Regions from separate parts of the Homo sapiens genome. Here region 1 is linked to region 2. The links are chromatin loops, found by intact Hi-C in ENCODE. Cell type or tissue: K562. All regions are shown on one strand. Links, peaks and the distances in the headings refer to the core of each region. The heading gives the core; the rest is flanking DNA. Region 1 has its middle 42 kb from the start of AGPAT4. Region 2 overlaps AGPAT4 (1-acylglycerol-3-phosphate O-acyltransferase 4).

Evidence for each region. A loop is a pair of places that touch in the nucleus more often than their neighbours do. Peaks named below come from ENCODE experiments on the same cell type or tissue, not always from the same donor. Only the 100,000 strongest peaks of a DNase experiment are listed, where the experiment ranks them.
Region 1: it touches region 2 in a loop (4-fold over the local background); 1 of 110 quality-filtered maps calls a loop at or near these places.

The regions. Positions count from the first base shown.
Region 1 is chr6:161,310,945-161,320,493 of GRCh38, forward strand. No RefSeq gene overlaps it. Among named protein-coding and RNA genes, the nearest start is that of AGPAT4, 42 kb to the left of the region's middle. RefSeq lists an enhancer at 4,044-5,243. In K562, for the core only: no CTCF peak of the experiment used is centred there; DNase peaks (open chromatin) are centred at 3,767, 4,087 and 4,407; H3K4me3 peaks cover 1,634 bases.
Region 2 is chr6:161,250,816-161,260,364 of GRCh38, forward strand. The region is part of intron 1 of AGPAT4 (1-acylglycerol-3-phosphate O-acyltransferase 4); the gene reads right to left. Among named protein-coding and RNA genes, the nearest start is that of AGPAT4, 18 kb to the right of the region's middle. In K562, for the core only: no CTCF peak of the experiment used is centred there; DNase peaks (open chromatin) are centred at 3,767, 4,236, 4,906 and 7,078; H3K4me3 peaks cover 589 bases.

The DNA.
Region 1 (9,549 bases), core at 559-8,558, 60 kb after region 2:
GTGAAACGGATAGCCAATTGGACTAAAGCACAAGTGCCGCTCCAGTTATTCGGCAGAGTGTCCAGTAAAGGTCCACCAGAATACCACCACACATCCACTAGGGGATGAACAAGGGCTGACTGATTGATAAGTTCTTGAAAATTCTTAAGCTCACTGCATCCCCTCAGGTCTCCAAGGAATGCTGTTTCCTCCCTGTCGTGAGAGATATGAAGTTAACTTAGTGTTGGGAGACAGAAGCTGGATGGCCCTCAGGGGCTGGCCCATAGGATGCCGGACTTCGGGATATAGCAGAGAGAGAGCATGGCACAACTTGTTACTCCAGGCTGTAGGATCCGGGAAAAGAGCTATCATGCAGCCCACTCCTGGTCAACTGGAGGACCACCCTACTAGAAAGGGGACAATCTGGGCCTCTGGCCTGCCATGCACACAAGCATAACAATTGCTTTCGTTTAAAGTGCGGACGGAATATCTGATCCATTCCAACCAGGCATTTGCAACTTGGTAACCTGTTTCAATTGCCAATACTTGTTTTAAGTCTTTAACTTCTACGACAGCCATCTTGGTCTTGTGGTTAGATGGAGGAGGAGCAATTATTCCGTTGTGAGAGGTTTTGGAAGAAGGCTTAGAAGAAGGTGCAGGCAGTGCGGGATCAAAGAAATACATTTTAAAGAATCCAATAGGGTCTGTCCCTCAAACCTCAACCCCCATACCATAAAACTGGCTTAAAGGAGGGAACCGGCTTAGAAAAGGGGAAGAAGTTTGAGGATTCGAGATAATAACCTGTATAGGATTGCACTGGTTTAGCTGACACTTAGTGGGGGGCTGTCCCTCTAGTAACATGAATGTACAGTTTTAGGAAATTACAAAAACAGGTTGGGGCGGTCCATCCTTGCTCTTTAGTGGTCCACAGAATGCTGGACCAACTATGGCATAAAAGCTGTACATTGGGAGGGCAAGACTCCTGGTTGACGCCGGGGTCTTTATCAAAATCTCCTCGGATTAAATGGTCCCAGTTCACTAATGCCTAATCTGAGAAGAGTCAGGAGGGACAGAGGTGCTTTTCTGAAGTAGAGAGCTGTCTCTGACTTGGCAAGTTCCCACAGGGTATAACAAGGCAAGCACCAAATGCAATAGTTTGAGGCGAAATTGACTTGGTTATGTTAATAACTAGATGGTCAGCAATAGAGTGAGGAAAGAAGAAAAAGTAATAGAATAGATGAAAGAGTTAAATTTTTCTTAGCTTTAGTTTGGTAGCGTTTTCCCCTGGGACTATGGCCCACGACTCTGGAGAAGGCGGTGCTTTTTTGACTCGGGTGTGATGAGTCCATCCCCTTTCCACTGTATGAACAGCAGTCTCGGTGATTAGTAACACAAGGTAAAGTCCTTCCCAGGCTGGCTCAAGTTTTCCTTCTCCCCACCCTTTGATGAGAATGTGATCCTCAGGCTGGTGCTGGTTTACCGGAAATTCTAGGGCTGGTACCTGTGCTAAAAGACTTTTAGTTTTGAGGGAAAGGAAAGTAGAAGATAAACCAAGTATATAATTTCTAAGAAATTGATCTTTTGTTTTACATGTGGGGACATCAGCAATGGACTTTATAGTCCTTGGCACCTTCTTGCTGAGAAATTTTCTTTAGCACCTATTTTTATTATTTTTTAGACCAAAGAAAGCCAAACACCGTTTTATATTTGCCAATGCTTCCTGTATGATATTTATACCAGATAAGCTAAATTTCACCTTTACATTAGTGTGTTTTTAATGTTAAAGTTAATTTTAATAAAATCTTGTAGCCATATTTATCCAATTTTTAATGTCTGACCATATGGTAAGATTTGTATAGATGCTTTTTAACCTTTTATAATTTTTGTTAAAAAGCAGGTTAGTGCTTTAAGAAAAACATGTTGTGCTTTTATTTTAATGTCCAGTTCTCAGAAAAACTGGGTGATATCCCTTTAACTTTACCCAATATGTTTACACACAGAATTTCCTTTTCAATTAACATTTCAAAACTTGCCTAAACCTTTAAAACAATTTTTTTTTAACCATTTAATGTAGGTAAAAATCCACACTCTTATGTCTCCTTATAATCCTTTTACCAAAGTACGTTTTACTTTCCTTACACACCTTACACATAAACTGTTTCTTCAATAGTTTTACATTCAGGAGGCCTAATTACTTTTAAATTATACAACATTTCTTGCATAAATTCCCTTTTATAACTTTTTTTTCCCATAACTTTCACAGACAATTCTTCAACATGCCTCAACTTTCTGATTTGTTGCAAACATCCCTTTCTCTAAACAACCAGTTCATTTATTTTAGGACAAGAATTTACCATATAATATTCCTTTTTACATAAATTCTCTCCCCCCTCCTTTGTTTTTTCTCAAAGATGATAACCATTCTTTTCCAAATTGAACTTCCTTCATTTCTGTGGACTAGACTGTCTAAGGCCACAAGATTAGACGTTAGGATAATACATGTTACACTCTTAACTTTTAGCAAACTTTACTTTTGTTGAAAACCTTGTAAGTTTGGGATTTCAATTATTCTTTGCTATTAATAAGACCTCGTTCAGTCCATATTAACTTAGAATTAGTATAGATGACTCCTTCCTGATTCTGTAAGCACTTTAAGGCTTGGCTGAGTGCAAACAGCTCGCAGGCACGTTTGAGCAGACCAATTGTTAGGCAATTTTCCTAACTTGGCTTCTCCAAGAGTTTCCTTATCACTTACTGAATACCCATTGTGTCTTTTTCCTTCAATCACCCAGGAGGAAGCATCTACAGTCCTGTCCTGAAGGTAGTTCCTCCTAGGTCTGGTTGGACCTTTGTATGGTAATTAAGATTTAGATGCCCTGTTAGGAAACCTGGTGGGTTAAGGGAATTTTCAGTGGTTCATGTTAAATCATCTTTTTCTAACAGAATAGCCTCATACTTTAAGGTTCTTGAGTCAGTAAGCTATCTTTTGTTTTCTTTTTGACTTAGGATAGTTCTGACCTGATGAGGTGTGCTCACAATGAAGTTTACTCTAAAAGTTATTTTTCTACTTTCTTCTGTTAGCGAAGCAGTTTCCACTACAGATTGAATGCATTTGGGCCATCCACGGGTTACTGGGTTAAGGATTTTTGATTAGGAAGGCTACGGGTTGTCAGTCACCTCAGGGCTTTTGGGTTACAACCTTGTTTACACTGGCAACAAGGTGGTATTGGAGTGTTATAGGGTCAGGGAGAAGACCTTCAATTATTAATTATAGGTTTTAAATTTACCCTGGCTTTTAAAGGAATAGGGTACACTGTTTTCTCTTTACTACTCTCCCTCTCTCTGTTTGTCTCTGTCTCTTTCTCTCTCTCTGCCTCTCTCTCTCTTTGACTCTGTCTCTTTCTCTGCCTCTGCCAGCCGCTTATGCTGCTCTTCTCCCCTCTCCTTCCCCTTCCCCTAGGGGAGGGACCGGTGGGAGTGCAGCTACTCTTTCTTTCCCTGAGAAGAAAGGAAAGGGGAGTTCTGAATATTTTTCTTACTACAGGAGGTTTGTGTGAGGTTCAACCCCCTGAAATTTGCGGAAGGCTCAACCCCTCAAACCAGGGGGTGTCTTGCCTTGCTGCTCTAGAAGGTTGACCTGTTTCCTCCCTTTCCCCCTCTGAAGGTCCCTTGCACACTTCCCACTCGTGTTGTCCTCTCTGGCTGCTCCCCCAAGGGAGAGTTAGGCCCCTCTTAGTGTTAGAGTGCCGGTATAAATCCCATGGCAGGATCCGCCCTAAGCTATATGAGGTAGCTACGGAACCCCGGAGAGGTCCCACTCACTCTGTCCAGCAGTAGGACTTGTCACCATCCACACGAAGAACACCACAAGTAGGGTTGTTTGTGATCATTCACACACACACACATTTAGCCCTCCAGAATTTGACCAACAAGGAAGTACTTTACCGGCTCCCGCGGCTTCTCCTTCCTTGGTCTGTGCACAGAGTCACCTCTGCAGTATGTGAGGATCCTTTAAGCTAGGTTGCTGGCCAGTTTCTTTCTGCGTTGCTGAGAGCTCGGGTTATTCCTGGAACTGGGTGGGTCCTGATTTCTCACCCCTGAGGCCCCCACAAGGCGGCGGGGCGCACGTCCTCACCAGAGAGAACCAGAGACTGCCCGGAAGGGGAATGTATCACGAGGGAGCCCCCAAATTGTTATAAATAAAGTTTCGGTGCTGCAAAAGAAATAGCACTCGAATATAAAATTTTCTTTTTAATTTTCAGCAAGTCAATGTACTTCTATAGAAGGGTGCGCCCTTACAGATGGGGCAATGGTGAGTGCACACTTGGACCAGGGAGGGGAAGGGGTTCTTATCCCTGACGCACATGGCCCCTGCTGCTGTATCCTTTCCCTATTGGCTAGGGTTAGACTGCACAGGCTAAACTAATTCTGATTGGCTAATTTAAAGAGCGTGAGGGGGTGAGTGGTTTGGTGGGAAAAATGGTTAAGGGCAGAGCAGGAAATTGCAATGAGTCAGGGTGGAGCAGGTAATAGGAATGAGTCAGGATGGAGCAGGTAATCCGAAGGAGTCAGGGTGAAGCAGGTAATCAGAATGAGTCAGGGTGAAGCAGGTAATCGGAATGAGTCAGGGTGGAGCAGGTAATCGGAATGAGTCAGGGTGGAGCAGGTAATCGGAATGAGTCAGGGTGAAGCAGGTAATCCGAATGAGTGTCAGGGTGGAGCAGGTAATCGGAATGAGTCAGGGTGAAGCAGGTAATCCGAATGAGTGTCAGGGTGGAGCAGGTAATCGGAATGAGTCAGGGTGCAGCAGGTAATCAGAATGAGTCAGGGTGAAGCAGGTAATTGAAAAAGGTTGCTTTACGAGGAAGTTAAGTTTAAAAGTAGAAGGCAAAGAATTGAATATACTGACATATTTATTCTTTGAAGATAAATTTAGAACTCATATCTAACACAGGCGTGAGTAACCGCACCCGGCCCGTATCTGCTATCTTTAAAGAGATACATATACACATTTTATGTATATATATATATATGCGTGTGTATATATATATATGACAATGGTCCCATAAAATAATAATGGAGCTGAAAAATTCCTATGGCCTATTGACATCATAGCTGTCCTAACATCACAATGCAGCACTGTAAACAAATCCACTGTGGGGCCAATCATATAAAAATCTAGCACATACAATTATGTACTGTGCATAATGCTGGGTAATGATAATAAATGACAATGTGGCTGGTTTAGGTATTACTAGCCTATACTTTTTAATCATTATTTTAGAGTGTATGCCTTCTCTTTATAGAAAAAAGTTAACTGTAAAACAGTCTCAGAGAGATCCTTCAGGAGGTGTCCAGAAGAAGGACAGTGATCATAGGAGATGCAGCTTCATGGGTGGCCTTGCCCCTGAAGACCTCCCAGTGGGACCAGATGTCAGAAGACAGTGATATTGGTGATCCTGACCCTGTGTGATCTTAGGTGTATGTGTGTGTGTTTGTATATTAGTTTTTAAGAAAAGGTTTTAAGAGTAAAAAAAAAAAATTAAAAATAGAAAAAAGCTGATTGATAGAATAAGGACCTAAAGCAAGAAAATTTGTTACAGCTGTACAATGTGTTTGTCTTATAAGCTTTGTTATTACAAATGAGTCCAAAGGTTTTTTAAAAATGAAAAAGTTTTTAAAGTAAAAAAGTTACAGTAAGATAAGATCAATTTATTACTGAAGAAAGAAATTTTTTAAATGAATTTAGTCTAGCCTAAGTGAACGGTGTTGAGCGGAAAGTCATATCCTCGGCCTTCACACTCACTCTCCACTCACTCACTGACTCACCCAGAGCAACTGCCAGTCCCACAGGCTCCAGTCAGAGTAAATGCCCTACACAGGTGTACCAATTTTTTTCTTTTATACTGTATACTGGATTTTGCTGTACCTTTTTTTTTTTTGAGATGGAGTTTTGCTCTTGTCACCCAGCTTGGAGTGCAGTGGTATGATCTTGGCTTACTGCAACCACCTCCTGGGTTCAAGCAATTCTCCTGCCTCGGCCTCCTTAGTAGCTGGGATTACAGGTGCCCGTCACCACACCCAGCTAGTTTTTGTATTTTTAGTAGAGACGGAGTTTTGCCGTGTTGGCCAGGCTGGTCTCGAACTCCTGACCTCAGGTGATCCACTCACCTTGGCCTCCCAATGTGTTGGGATTATGGGCATGAGCCACCGCTCCTAGCCCTTGCTGCACCTTTTCTATGTTTAGATGCACAAAAACCGTTGTGTTACAATTATCTACAGTATTCAGTAAAGTCCCATGCTGTACAGGTTGGTAGCCTGAGAGAAACAGGTGCCTCATGGGCTATACCATCTAGGTTTGTGTAAGTGTACTCTAACATGTTTACACAACAAAGTTGCCTAAGAATGCATTTTTTTTTTTTTAATTTGAGACGGAGTCTTGCTGTGTTGCCCAGGCTGGAGTGCAGTGGCGTGATCTTGGCTCACTGCAACCTCCCTCTTCTGGGTTCAAGCGATTCTCCTGCCTCAGCCTCCCCAGTAGCTGGGATTATAGGAGTGCACCACCATGTCTGGCTAATTTTTGTATTTTTAGTAGAGACGGAGTTTCCATGTTGGCCAGGCTGGTCTCGAACTTCTGACCTCAGGTGATCTGCCCTCCTCAGCCTCCCAAAGTGCTGGGATTACAGGTGTGAGCCACCGTAACAATGGATTTCTCAAAACACCTGGCCCTAACAATGGATTTCTCAAAACATATCCTCATTGTTAAGAGAGGCATGACTGTATGTACACAGTATATACACATTATATATATGTGTGTGTGTGCTTATGTGTATATATACATATGTGTATGTGTATATGTACATATAGTGGCAATGATCGTGCTGTCAGGTTCTACAAAATCCTCTTTGTACCCAAACACTGCTGATCCAACAAACGTGACCACAGTGGAATCTGTATGTGTACATATACACACACATATGTATATACTTTTTGCCAAACTGTTTGATGTCGTAGACATCATGATACTTCACCCCTAAATATATATCTCTCAAGAATAATGACATTCTCCTACTCAATTACAATATAATTATACTCTTTGGGAATTATACATTGCCACAATAGTAGGATCTAACACAATGTCTTCTAGAGCTCGTTTTTTTTCCAGAGATGATGTAATCTTTACCTTTGATTCTGCTCTTTTGCCCCTCTCTGCTTAACCTGCTCCACTCAGGATCTAGCAAGAGATGTCACACATAAGGCCCCAAATAACTTAGGGAGTTGAATGAATGAAAGAATGGATGCATAAATGTGAAAATCCTTTCTGATGTGTCTTCAGGACGTGGAAAGGTGCATGACCCCATGTGGGAATTCAGTGACCTTCAAGCCCTTCTCATTGGTCTAGACAGAAACCTTACACCTGGCAGGATATGCATTTTGCAGCTGAGGCTCTTTGTGAGCAGTTTGGTGATATTTAAGTTCCTGGTGATTAGGGAAACCGTCAGGAGCTTGGCAAACCTATTCAAAATACAACATATTAAAATTCCTGTTAATCATAGATCTTAAAAGCACTGGGCTACAACACTTGGTTAAAGTACCAAAAATGCAAACCAGTTATTATGAAAACAAAGCCGGGGAAGTAGGTGGCACTGCATTGTAGGAGTCTACATTCAGCAACAAAAGAGGGCACAGGCTCTACTGTGGTCACATTCATTGCATCAGCAGTGTTCGGTACAAAGAGGCTTTTGTGAAACCTGACGGCACGATCATTGCACAGGCACACCATTGAACGAAGGCAGACTTTCCCCTTCTATGAAAGGATAATTTTCTTCTCATATTTGACACCGATTAGCTCTAGCAGAGAATTCTATTTAAAGCAATCCCTTGAAATTAGACCATGTATGCCAAGGGCAGGGCTGTGTATTCAGCCCTGTCTTCCTAGCAACTTTAGCGATGTATCCTAAGTATGGGAGGAGGGCACTGAAAAAGTGAGGCATGAAAGAGATATATCTAATAATCATGACTACTTACTATCACAACTTAGAAGAAATAGCTGGATTTCAATCTCTTTTCCCAATCCGACGGTTTATTATTTTCCTTTTTTCTTCCAAAATTTCATACGCATCCCAAGTTTTAGCATAATGATATCAGCAGCAAGTTGTTAAATAAGTTCTGTGGGCTCATCAAAGCAATTATCTTAAAGTGTTCTATGAAACAGCATTGGTTCAGTGCTGATTGCGTTATAAACTTTGAAATGAAGAGCACTGCACTTTAGAAACTCCAGGTTATGAAGAATTTTCTGTTTTTCATTTTGGCCTCCTTCTCTACTAACCAATGTGTTTGAAAACCTGTAATGTGACTCTTCAGGTTAGAGGGTGAGTTTTTTAACCCTTCCCCAGCTCTCAACACTATCCCTCTCCATCTCCAGCCTTTGAGTTCTGTCTAGCACTCACCATAGGATATGTCCTGATGAAAGCCTCATTGTTCCACATCTGAGAAGATCAGTTGCTGTGCACAGCTGCATGGGAACTGGATCCAGTCCCCATCTGGATCTAGGAACAAATCGGTCCCTAGCAGCTTGACAACTGCTCATTGTCTAGTCAAGGGGGTTGCTTTCTTTTCCTGGAAAACGTCTTCCAGGGTACATTTGATATGAAGTTTTCACTGCTCATAAAGTTAGGGGGAAGGAGACTGGAAGCTCAGGGCAGAGGTACCACAGTTATCAAGTTCTATTTGTTTTGCAAACTCTAGGTTTTCTTTATTATGTGTTTCCTTTGTCCACATGAATCTTGTGGACATTTCTTGGTCTAAATTAATGGTATTTTCTCCTGAACAGTGGTTCTTCAAATATTACCCAAAATGAAGGAGGGAAGGATCATTTTTAAAAATCCCAAGTAGTTCTATTTTATTTGTACAAGTGAATAATTTCCTACAGGATAAAATAAAAGACATTGATAATAAGAATACTAGTAACTATTGTTTAAGAAGCATGGTTACTATTACAATAGTGGAATTTAAGGACATGTTTTGGTTATTTTATAAATTGCATTATTCTATCCTGTATCTTTTAAATTGAGTAATAGATTTCTTAAAAGAAGCTTATAAGATATTAGTTAGAACAATCAGCATATTTGATAAATAAAATGACAACCAGTAAAACTGCCACCTCCCTGGATGAAAAAAGCATTGTATTATTCCCACTGTGAAGGGAGGATAGTGACATCAGATAAGAGTTAGGAAAGTGAAATTGTTGGCAAAATCAGCCGGTGTCTTTATGAAACATTGTCTTCATGAAACATTGTCTTGGATGACATTTCACCTAGTCACCAATGTCTTCCAGTGACGCCACCTGTTTGCTTTCACACACCTGTGGGAAGACAGAATGTTTGATTCTGGCATATTTTTTACAGTTTGAATTAAAACCAACTGACTGAACTTGGTGGATTGAGTGAGAAAATAATCCTTGTAGGATAGTCTTCTCCACCTGGTGGTGATGCACTCACTTTGAGGCTAATGATGCAGGTGAAAAAAAAAATCTTTGCTTTGACAACTCCTGTCCCTAAAGAAAGTACT
Region 2 (9,549 bases), core at 886-8,885:
CAAAATTAAATCTTTATACAGTCTTACATTAAACTGCATTTCTGAATGGCCATGAAGCTGCATGTTTTAAAGTATTTATTAAATGCTGTTTCCCCTCCATGACTTTTTTATTGATTGTGCCTTTATCCCTTGCATATTGCTTTCTTAAATAGAATAACATCTCGCCTATTCCATTTAGAGTGACCAACTTTTTCAGTTTGTTTATTTTTATTCTTAGCTTATTGGAGGTTTAAATTACGATGAAGTAAGAACTGTAATTTCTTTCATAATGTTTAAACTTAGGGCTTCCTTCTACGCTTATTTCTTATCCTGCAGAAAACTGATAAATGTTCACTCATTTTATCTAGTTTTTCTATAGTTAATTTTGTTTTTAGCTACTCAATCCATCTTACACTTATTTTTGGTTACAGTCCTCTGTGAAGATTTAAATGGATTTCCAAATAGCTAACCAGTTGTATCCAAGGCATTTGTTGAAAGATCCTTCTCTACCTCATTGATTCCCATGCAGTCTCTCCTACATCGAATACCAATAAACAGACATGAATTGAACTGTAGGGGTCAATTCTCTAACTATTCCTTTGATAGATGAGAAAGCTGACAGCTAGAGTGTTAAGTGACCTGCCTGTCACTCAGCTGGTCAGAACAAAGGAGGGCTCCACCAAGCTTGTGTGCCCCCAGCTCTTTCCTTGGCCTTGCTCTCTTGGCCTCTCCACCTGATCTCCTCTTCCTCTCCCAGAGGCTGCACAACGTTACCCTGCATTACAGACCAGCCTGTCCGGCCGCTGGTTAAAGACCCGCAGGGAGGATGGAAGCTGCGCCTGAGAGCTCCTGCAAGTTCATTTGTGCCAACGTATTCCCAGGTGGGAATGAGGGGAGCCAGGTGGATGCCAAGCCCACTTCCCGGGCCTTACGTTTCCCATTCAAACATGGGAGACGTGCTCTTGATACACATAAGGGCATTGATAGTTTACAAATCTACCTATAGGGCAGTTTCTGCAGGAGGAACAAAAGCAGAGAGGGGGAGCAGCCATTTAGATTCTTCTAAAGGGATACATTACCTGTTACAGATTAGGGAATGGAAGGCCTATGATGGTAGGGAATTGTAATTATCTTCTTAACCCATTTATGCTGGAGAGTATAATTTTTTGAATTTTTGCATGAGTGAAAAATCAGACCTTGGTGATGACCTTGAGCAGGAGGATATAAATAATTCCCACATGCTTAGCGTTCCAATAATGGAACACTAAGTTCCATAAGTGGGTTAATGGTTATAACTCAAGTGCCAGAACAGGAATGTGTGCAGCAGTAGAGGGTGTAACGAGGCCTCTAGAGGCCCCGAGACCACCTTCCTTTGACAAAACTACGGCCTCTGACATGGGGTTGTGGGTGGCAGTCAGTGACTCGTTTCTTGCAGTGGTAATAGGAGAGTCCTCTCTCCAACCCAGACATTTGCTTGATTCATGGTTATTTTGGGTAAAAGTAAATAAAAGTTTCACGTTGCGAATTCCCAAACTTTGGGGAATTCCTTCATAAACTAGATGAATTCTGTGTGTCTTGAATTCTGCTTTTGCTTTTAGGTTATGAGCTCCTTCAGGGTCAAATATATTATAAATGAATTAGAAAAAATTGTGAACAATTATAAATGAATAAATAGAAAATAATTATAAAATCTGAAAAGGAAGATTCAGCAATTTTGCTTCTTCTAGAATTCTTTGAAAATACAATTGGACAGGCACAGAAGCTCACGCCTATAGTCCCAGCACTCTGTAAGGCCAAGGCGGGAGATCTCTTGAGCCCAGGAGTTGGAGATTGGTCTCGGCAACATGGTGACAAAAAATACAAAAATAAGCTGGTCATGGTGGTGCACATCTGTGGTCCCAGTCACTCAGAAGGCTGAGGTGGGAGGATCACCTGAGCCTGGGAGGTTGAGGCTGCAGTGAGCCAAGATCACGCCACTGCATTCCAGCCTGGGTGACACAGTGAGACTCTGTCTCAAAAATAAAGAAAATACAATTAAGTCAGAACAGAACGACTTAGGAGGGTCAGGAAAAACAATGAGGAAGTGTGTTTAGTGACACAAAGATGCTTACAATACAGAGTCTACAAAAATGTATATGAGTCTGGGAGCTGTGGCTCACGTCTGTAATCCCAGCACTTTGAGAGGCCAAGGCAGGCAGATCATGAGGTCAGGAGATCGAGACCATCCTGGCCAATACGGTGAAACCCCGTCTCTACTAAAAGTACAAAAATTAGCTGGCATGGTGGTGGGCACCTGTAATCCCAGCTACTCAGGAGGCTGAGGCAGGAGAATCTCTTGAACCCCGGAGGTGGAGGTTGCAGTGAGCCAAGATTAAGCCACTGCACTCCAGCCTGGGTAACAGAGCTAGACTCCAACTCAAAAAAAAAGAAAAAAAAATGTATATGATATGATCCAACTTTTTTTAATTTTTTTTTTTTGAGACGGAGTCTTGCGCTGTTGCCCAGGCTGGAGTGCAGTGGCGCAATCTCTGCTCACTGCAAGCTCCACCTCCCAGGTTCACGCCATTCTCCTGCCTCAGCCTCCCGAGTAGCTGGGACTACAGGCACCCGCCACCATGCCCAGCTAATTTTTTGTATTTTTAGTAGAGACGGGGTTTCACGGTGTTAGCCAGTATGGTCTCGATCTCCTGACCTCTTGCTCCCCCCACCTCAGCCTCCCAAAGTGCTGGGATTACAGGCATGAGCCACCGCACCCAGCCAATATGATCCAACTTTTAAAAGGCAAAAATAATATGTATCTCTCTACTTAAATTTTAAAAATTATAAATATTTTATTTGTAATATAAATAAATATATTGCACCCCCCAAGATTGAAATTCATGTTTCCTTCTATGTTTTTATTCTTTTACTGTATTATTTAACATATGTATTCACAAACAATGTGCAATTTATAATGTCTGAATCCTTTCGTGAGCTCCTTTCTACATTCAACACTGCGATTTTGAAATGTTACATATCTAGTTTTAGTTATTTTAATTGCAAAGAGTATTGCTTTGGATGACTACCCCAAAATTAATCTATTCCCATACTGGCGGACATTCACATTACTCCCAATTTGTTTTCAGTGCTACAGACAATGCAGTAATGAACACTGGACTTGGAACTGCTGCCTCATTCTGACATGCACACCTCTGATTTTACTATATATTAACAAATTGCTTTTTAAAATGGTTGGACAATTCACACTTCAGGTGGATGTTTGGGGTTAGTGAGATAATAGGAAATACTCATTTTCTTCTTTATGCTTCTCTGTATTTTCTAATTATTCTATCAAAAGTATTAACCACTTGGTCAATATATTTAACTTTTTTTAAAAAAAGAAAAACTTTTCTACTGCATTTTTTAAGATCACATGAGTATGTTAACATATGTCACTTGATATTGAAAAAGCTCTGTGACTTACTAGTGGACCCATTGTACAGCTAAGAAAATAGAGGCTCAGGGAAGTCATGACTTATTTTCTTTGGTCACTAACCTGCTCAGGTCCCTACCTTCTCTGATCCTCAGCTTCTTCCTGTCATTCACATCAGCCTAACTGATAACACTATTGAGGGCATAAAGTAAGATGAACAATTAGAAATACTAAAACATATTAAGTGATTCATATACATATATACGTTTAGAGGCAACTCGTTCAGCGAATATTTATAGAGCCTCTACCGCGTGGCCCTGGTGATCTTTTCTCACGGCCATGTTCTTTATGTCCTTTCACTCCTCTGCTTACAGTAAGAAATAACTAAGTATTGGGAAATCGAGGAGAAAATGCCTTCTTACAAACCCTCCAGCTTCCATTCCACTCAGTCCTTCTCATGGAAAGCAGCATGGGTTAGCAAATCCTTAGATTTACTGAGGCTACTTACAACTTCTTCTGTTAATCCTTGGTTCTAAGCTTTAACATTCATTTAATTCTCAAAGATCTGTAAATACCGACTCAATTTAGAGAACAAACATGGATTCAATACTAAAAGCCAGTGTGTTTGGGTTTCACATCATTGTCTTCAAAGGACTTCCTGGTTTCTAAGAAAGCAAATCCTGGCAAGGCTGGAGAGCTCCAGAAATCCAGCGCCTGGGCTCACAAAAGCCAGCCCTGACTTCGCGAAGAAAAAGCCTCAAACTGCAGAACACACCCGGCAAGCTGTTCTTATCGTTCCGAGGCCATTGCAGAGCCAGATACGGTTACACAGCCCTTCTGAAGCAAAGATACACTAAGTCTAGACAGGCCCTGGTTCCCTGTGATAAACTCCAGATCATCACCACCACAGGGCCCTGCTCCCAGCTACTTCATCTTTCCCTGTAATACCTCACACATCCAGTTCTCCTTCATTAGCTCTATGATAATGGCTTGACGTAGGTCCAAAGAGCAAAGGAACTTGGATTTGAAAGTCCGAGACCCCTCTGCAAAATACCATTGCTTCTTTCGCTTCAGAAAAGATTTTGGGAAGTGAATGAAACACATCCAGCTGTAGTTCTTCTGATGTTAGAATTACCATATGACCCAGAAACTCTACTCCTAGGAATCTACTCAGGAGAAATGAAAACACACATCCACACAAAATCTTGTACACCCACGTTCACGGCAGCGTTGCTCTCGATAGCCAAAGGCCGAAACAGCCCCAGTGTTCATCAACTGATGCGTGGATAAATACAATACAGTATATCCATAAAATGGAATATTCTCCAGCCACAAGAAAGAATAAATTAATTACTGATACATGCTACAACATGAATGAACCTCAAAAACATGTTATATGAAAGAAACCCGTCACAAAACACCACATATGGTACGATTCGGTTTATATGAAAGGTTCGGACTAGGCCAATGCATGGAGACAGAAAGTGAACTTGTGGTTGTCTAGGGCTGGAGGGGGCAGGATGGGGGAGTGACTGCTGATATGTACGGTTTCTCTCTGAGGTGCTAAAAATGCTCTCAAAGTAGATAGTGGTGATGGTCGCACAACCATGAATATACAAAAAGCCATTGCACTGCACACTTGCAATGGGTGAATTTTATGGTATATAAATTATATCTCAATAAAGCTGTATGTAAAAACAAAGAAAAAAACACTGGCCCCACAGAAGACAAAACATAAGCAGAGTCAGCCTTCAGTCCACACAGCCATGTCAACACATAGAGGGACATGCTGTTTAGATGAAGGAAATGAGCTGCAGAAAGGAGTCAGGGAGTTTCAGCCTGCAGGAAAAAGCCACTCCACCCTCACCCAGGCAGAGCAAGGTGTCCAGGCGAGGCCGGTTGGCAGGATGTTACTGCCCACCACAGCACTTGCAGGAAGTAAAACAGATCCCCCTCAACTGAAATGATCTCGGAGACTGGTCCTTAAGTAGGACTGGCCCTTACCCTGGATCCTGAGTATAGGCAATGGGCAAAGCTGGAAGGATACGAAAACCTGGCTAACACCCTAAGTTTCCCAGGCAAGAGGAAATCAACCCCAGGCACGCATGGTGACGGCAGCGACCGCCACCATCTAGAAGAATTAGGCTTTGTGCCTAAGATTGGGGAAAAGTCTTCGGTGGATCAAATATTTTGTTCTCCTTCCTGTGAGGCTGCTTTGAAAAGCTGAGATTAAACACTCTGCTGATGTTCCTCACCACCAGCGCTGCTCTCTGCCGTGTGTCATGGATGAACACATTTGCTGTGTTCACATGAAATGTGGGGAGAAGTTCCAGGGCTGAAATACGTGACAGACATGACACTCGTGCTATGAAACCAGCTTCCTCTGATAGCCACACAGCGGAGCTGACACGTCCTCCCTGAAGCAGGCTCGGGAGGCAGAGACGGCGTCTGATGGCTCCCCCGGTCCCTGCAGCCTGTACACAGTCGACACTGACAAAGAGCGTTCCCGAAAGAAATCTGGTGGATTGCCAAAAGCTTCATTAATTAATGAAATCAGTGGGGAGATAAATAATTGAAGGGAAAGAAATGGGTTCATCAGTTTGGCAACACTGAAATTTTCATGCATTCTGCCTAGGAGACGAATAAGCCCACAAGACAGGCATCAAGAATGGATGTGCCTTTTCTCCAGTTTTAGGTCTGGGAGAGTTTCCACTTTCCCAAAAGTCAGCCTTTGGCATCACGTTGGAGACGCCTGTTGCGAGCTCCCTGCAGACCAGCCACCTTAGCCAGTGGGCGTGGAGGCAGAGGTCTTCACTTTTCCTCTAAGTCCTTACTAAGAATTTTCCTGTGCCCTAAATGAGATGTTGGAGATGGGGGGAAAGTGGCAATGAAAACAGCACTTGTTTCTAACATGAACTTTGGATCAGGATAAAAGTAGTAAACTTAAAATTAGATGAATGCTAAAATGTTCCAAATATCCATCACCCGGTGAATAAAGAAGCAAGAGATGGTACAGCCACAGGACGGAAGACCACTAACAAGAAGGAACCAGTCCCGGCTCCATGCATGCCACGGGTGGATCTCAAGCATATTATGCTAAATGAACAGAGCCAGACACAGAACAATACATAGTGAATTATCCCACTCATAGGCAATACCTATCAAAGGCCAAATTACAGACACAGAAACTGGATCACTGATTGTCTGAGCTACAGACACATGTGAGGATGGATCCTGTGGGCATGAGGAGACTTTTGGGATGAGAGAGGCGTTCTAAGCTGGATTTTGGTGATGGTTACACAACGCCAAATTTACCAAAACTCATTGAACTATACACTTAAAATGGGTGAATTTATGGTATGTAAATTATATCTTAGTAATGCCATTAAAAAATTAAATGAAGACAGAAGTTTTTAAAACTGCTGAAATCCAACATCAAAAAAATGATCAAAGGGTTCTTGAAATATGAGAAGTCAATTTAAATTAATTTTCTTCATGGAAATTAAAAAGGAATGTGGACAAGAAGGAGAAAGAGAAGAAAAAAAAAGGAAAGACAGCGTTAGTCCCACCTTCTATTTCATATGGAAGTGAATACAAGCTTATTCTGTTGTTCCATTAGCTATGAACCCATCTGGTCCCAATCCCCAGGTCACCATCATATACACAAGGATGTGGTGACGCAGTCTGTCAAATGTTTACTTTACAGGATCACCCTTGCTCTGGCACTTTCTCAACTGACTCACCCAGTAACGGTACCAATGAAATAAGTGAGGTTAACTCAACATGATTTAGTTTTGGCGCACACATCCTGGCTCCATGGGATCATTTATTACTTCCTACGTTAAAACACTTGGAAGGAAAAAACTCCTGCGTGCCAGAATGAAAGTTCTAGTATTTACACTTCTCAACTTTTAAAAACAAGGAATTTTACTTATCTCCAGTCTTATGACACTTTTTTTCCTCCATGAGACCTCAAAGACTGAGAGTGGCAGTTCAGAGATGAAAACTCTACGTCCATTGTCTTCCCTAAAAAGTGACTTCCCTTGGCTGCAATAACGGAAGTAACTCAAAATGACTGCACTCCCATCTTCAGGCTGTTCTATCCTTTCCCATTTGAAAACAAATTTCCTGCAAACGGGTTGGCAGATTCTCCAAATACCTGAGAGTATCCAACAACCATTTTTAGACTTTTGTTTTGTACAAAGTTATCTTCTCTGAATCTATAAACTTTTCCACCTCTTGGTGGAAATTTTCAAATGTATATTTATGTTCATGTCTTGAATCATAAGACAAGCAAAATACAGAAAGAAAAAACACAACTAAAATTGACACAAGAGAGCAATAACCTCTCACAGTCCTAGAAAACAGGAGAGTTCTCTTATCTGGGGCAACTTCAGCTTTGGACTTCACCACCTATATATGTTGGGAGATGGTTCTTATTTCTCCTCCCCACCCCACTCCCCGCAAAAAACACAGAAACACCATCCACAGAGAGTCATTACTCAAGCTAGGTTGTAGCAAGACTTGGTTGAAAGTTTAATCACATGGCTAGATGTGAAAGACTTGGGGACTATTTTACCACAAGCATTTAATTTTTTTTTTTTTTTGGAGAATGAGTCTCACTCTATCGCCCAGGCTGGAAGTGCAGTGGCACAATCTAGGCTCACTGCAACCCCCACTCCCAGGTTCAAGAGATTCTCATGCCTCAGCCTCCCAAGTAGCTGGGATTACAGGCGCCCGCCACCAGGCCCAGCTAATTTTTTGTATTTTTAGTAGAGACAGGGTTTCATCATACAGGCAAGGCTGGTATCAAACTCCTGACCTCAAGTGATCCTCCCGCCTCAGCCTCCCAAAGTGCTGGGATTACAGGTGTGAGCCACGGTACCCGGCCTTAAATTCTTTTCAATTGACAAATAAAAATTGTACATATTTATGGTGTACAACATAATGTTATGATATACGTTTACACCGTGAAATGATTAAATGAAGCTCGCTAACGTATCGATCACTTCCCATACTTATTTTTCTTATGATGAGAAAGTTTAAAATCTATTCTTTTAGTAATGTTTAAATACACATTATTCTTAGTTATGGTCACAATGCCATGTAACAGACCTCTGCACCCCTGAAGCTTTAACAGCACCAATCATCCTTTCTATACTGAGATAGTCCTAATATGACCTTGGCTGTCCGCAGCGCGTATGCTTTGAGTTGCTGGTGATCACGGACTTTTGTAGAGCCACCCGGTCTTTTGCAGGGCGGTCTGGAGTTGGTTGAGTCTAGAGTTAGTGAGTTTTCACACATGTGCCACACTACCAGCACGTGTGAAAACTCACTAACTCTATACTCAATGCAGGAAAGGCTACAGCATTTGCCAGGCCTGGTCAAAATGAGAATGTGGGGTTCCTTCTTCAAAAACTATCAAGAATTTCAACAAGGGAGAGCAGAGCCTTACCCCAACTGTGGGGTCCCAGGTCACCGCACAGTTCACATGCCCAGGAGGACTCTCTGGCTGAGTGGCACCTTGAGCTTACCAACAGGGCAACTCCTCAAATGTGACCAAGGAAGAGAGTTAAGAACTGCCGAAAGAAAATGAAAGTCTTCCGGACAGGGGTCCACTTTTTACAATGTCAGCACCTAGCTCCATGGTATCTATGTGCACGCTGCACCCCCAGGGCCGAGTCGTAAGTTCACCATTGAGTCACATCCTGGTTCTTGCTTCCCTTCTCAGACCCATCCAGGAGTTGCACTGGAGGAAACTTCCATTCACCTGGCGCTATACGTGTTTGGGGCTGGGGAGTCTCTGGAAGTGAACTGCGTGCCACTATAACAAGCCAAGAACAGCATGTGGGGACAGGGCTTTAACAAAAGCACAGTGGGATCCAGCAGCCTCTCACTGCTTCAGGCTTCAGTGAACTGCTAGGAAGACGGAGGGGCCATTACTCCCACCGCACATGGGAGTGTCCTCTTCCTCTTAGCCCTTTCCATAGGCGATGCCTTTCATTCCTGCAGACAGCGTTTATGAAAGAACCAGCCTGGGGAATGAACACTGACCAGTCCCAAGGAGCTTGTCAAACTGCAGGAAAGCAAGATAAGAAATTCAAGTTGTAGAGTCCAAGACTAACTGCTACTCTCTTGGAATGTGCAGCGTGGTTTGA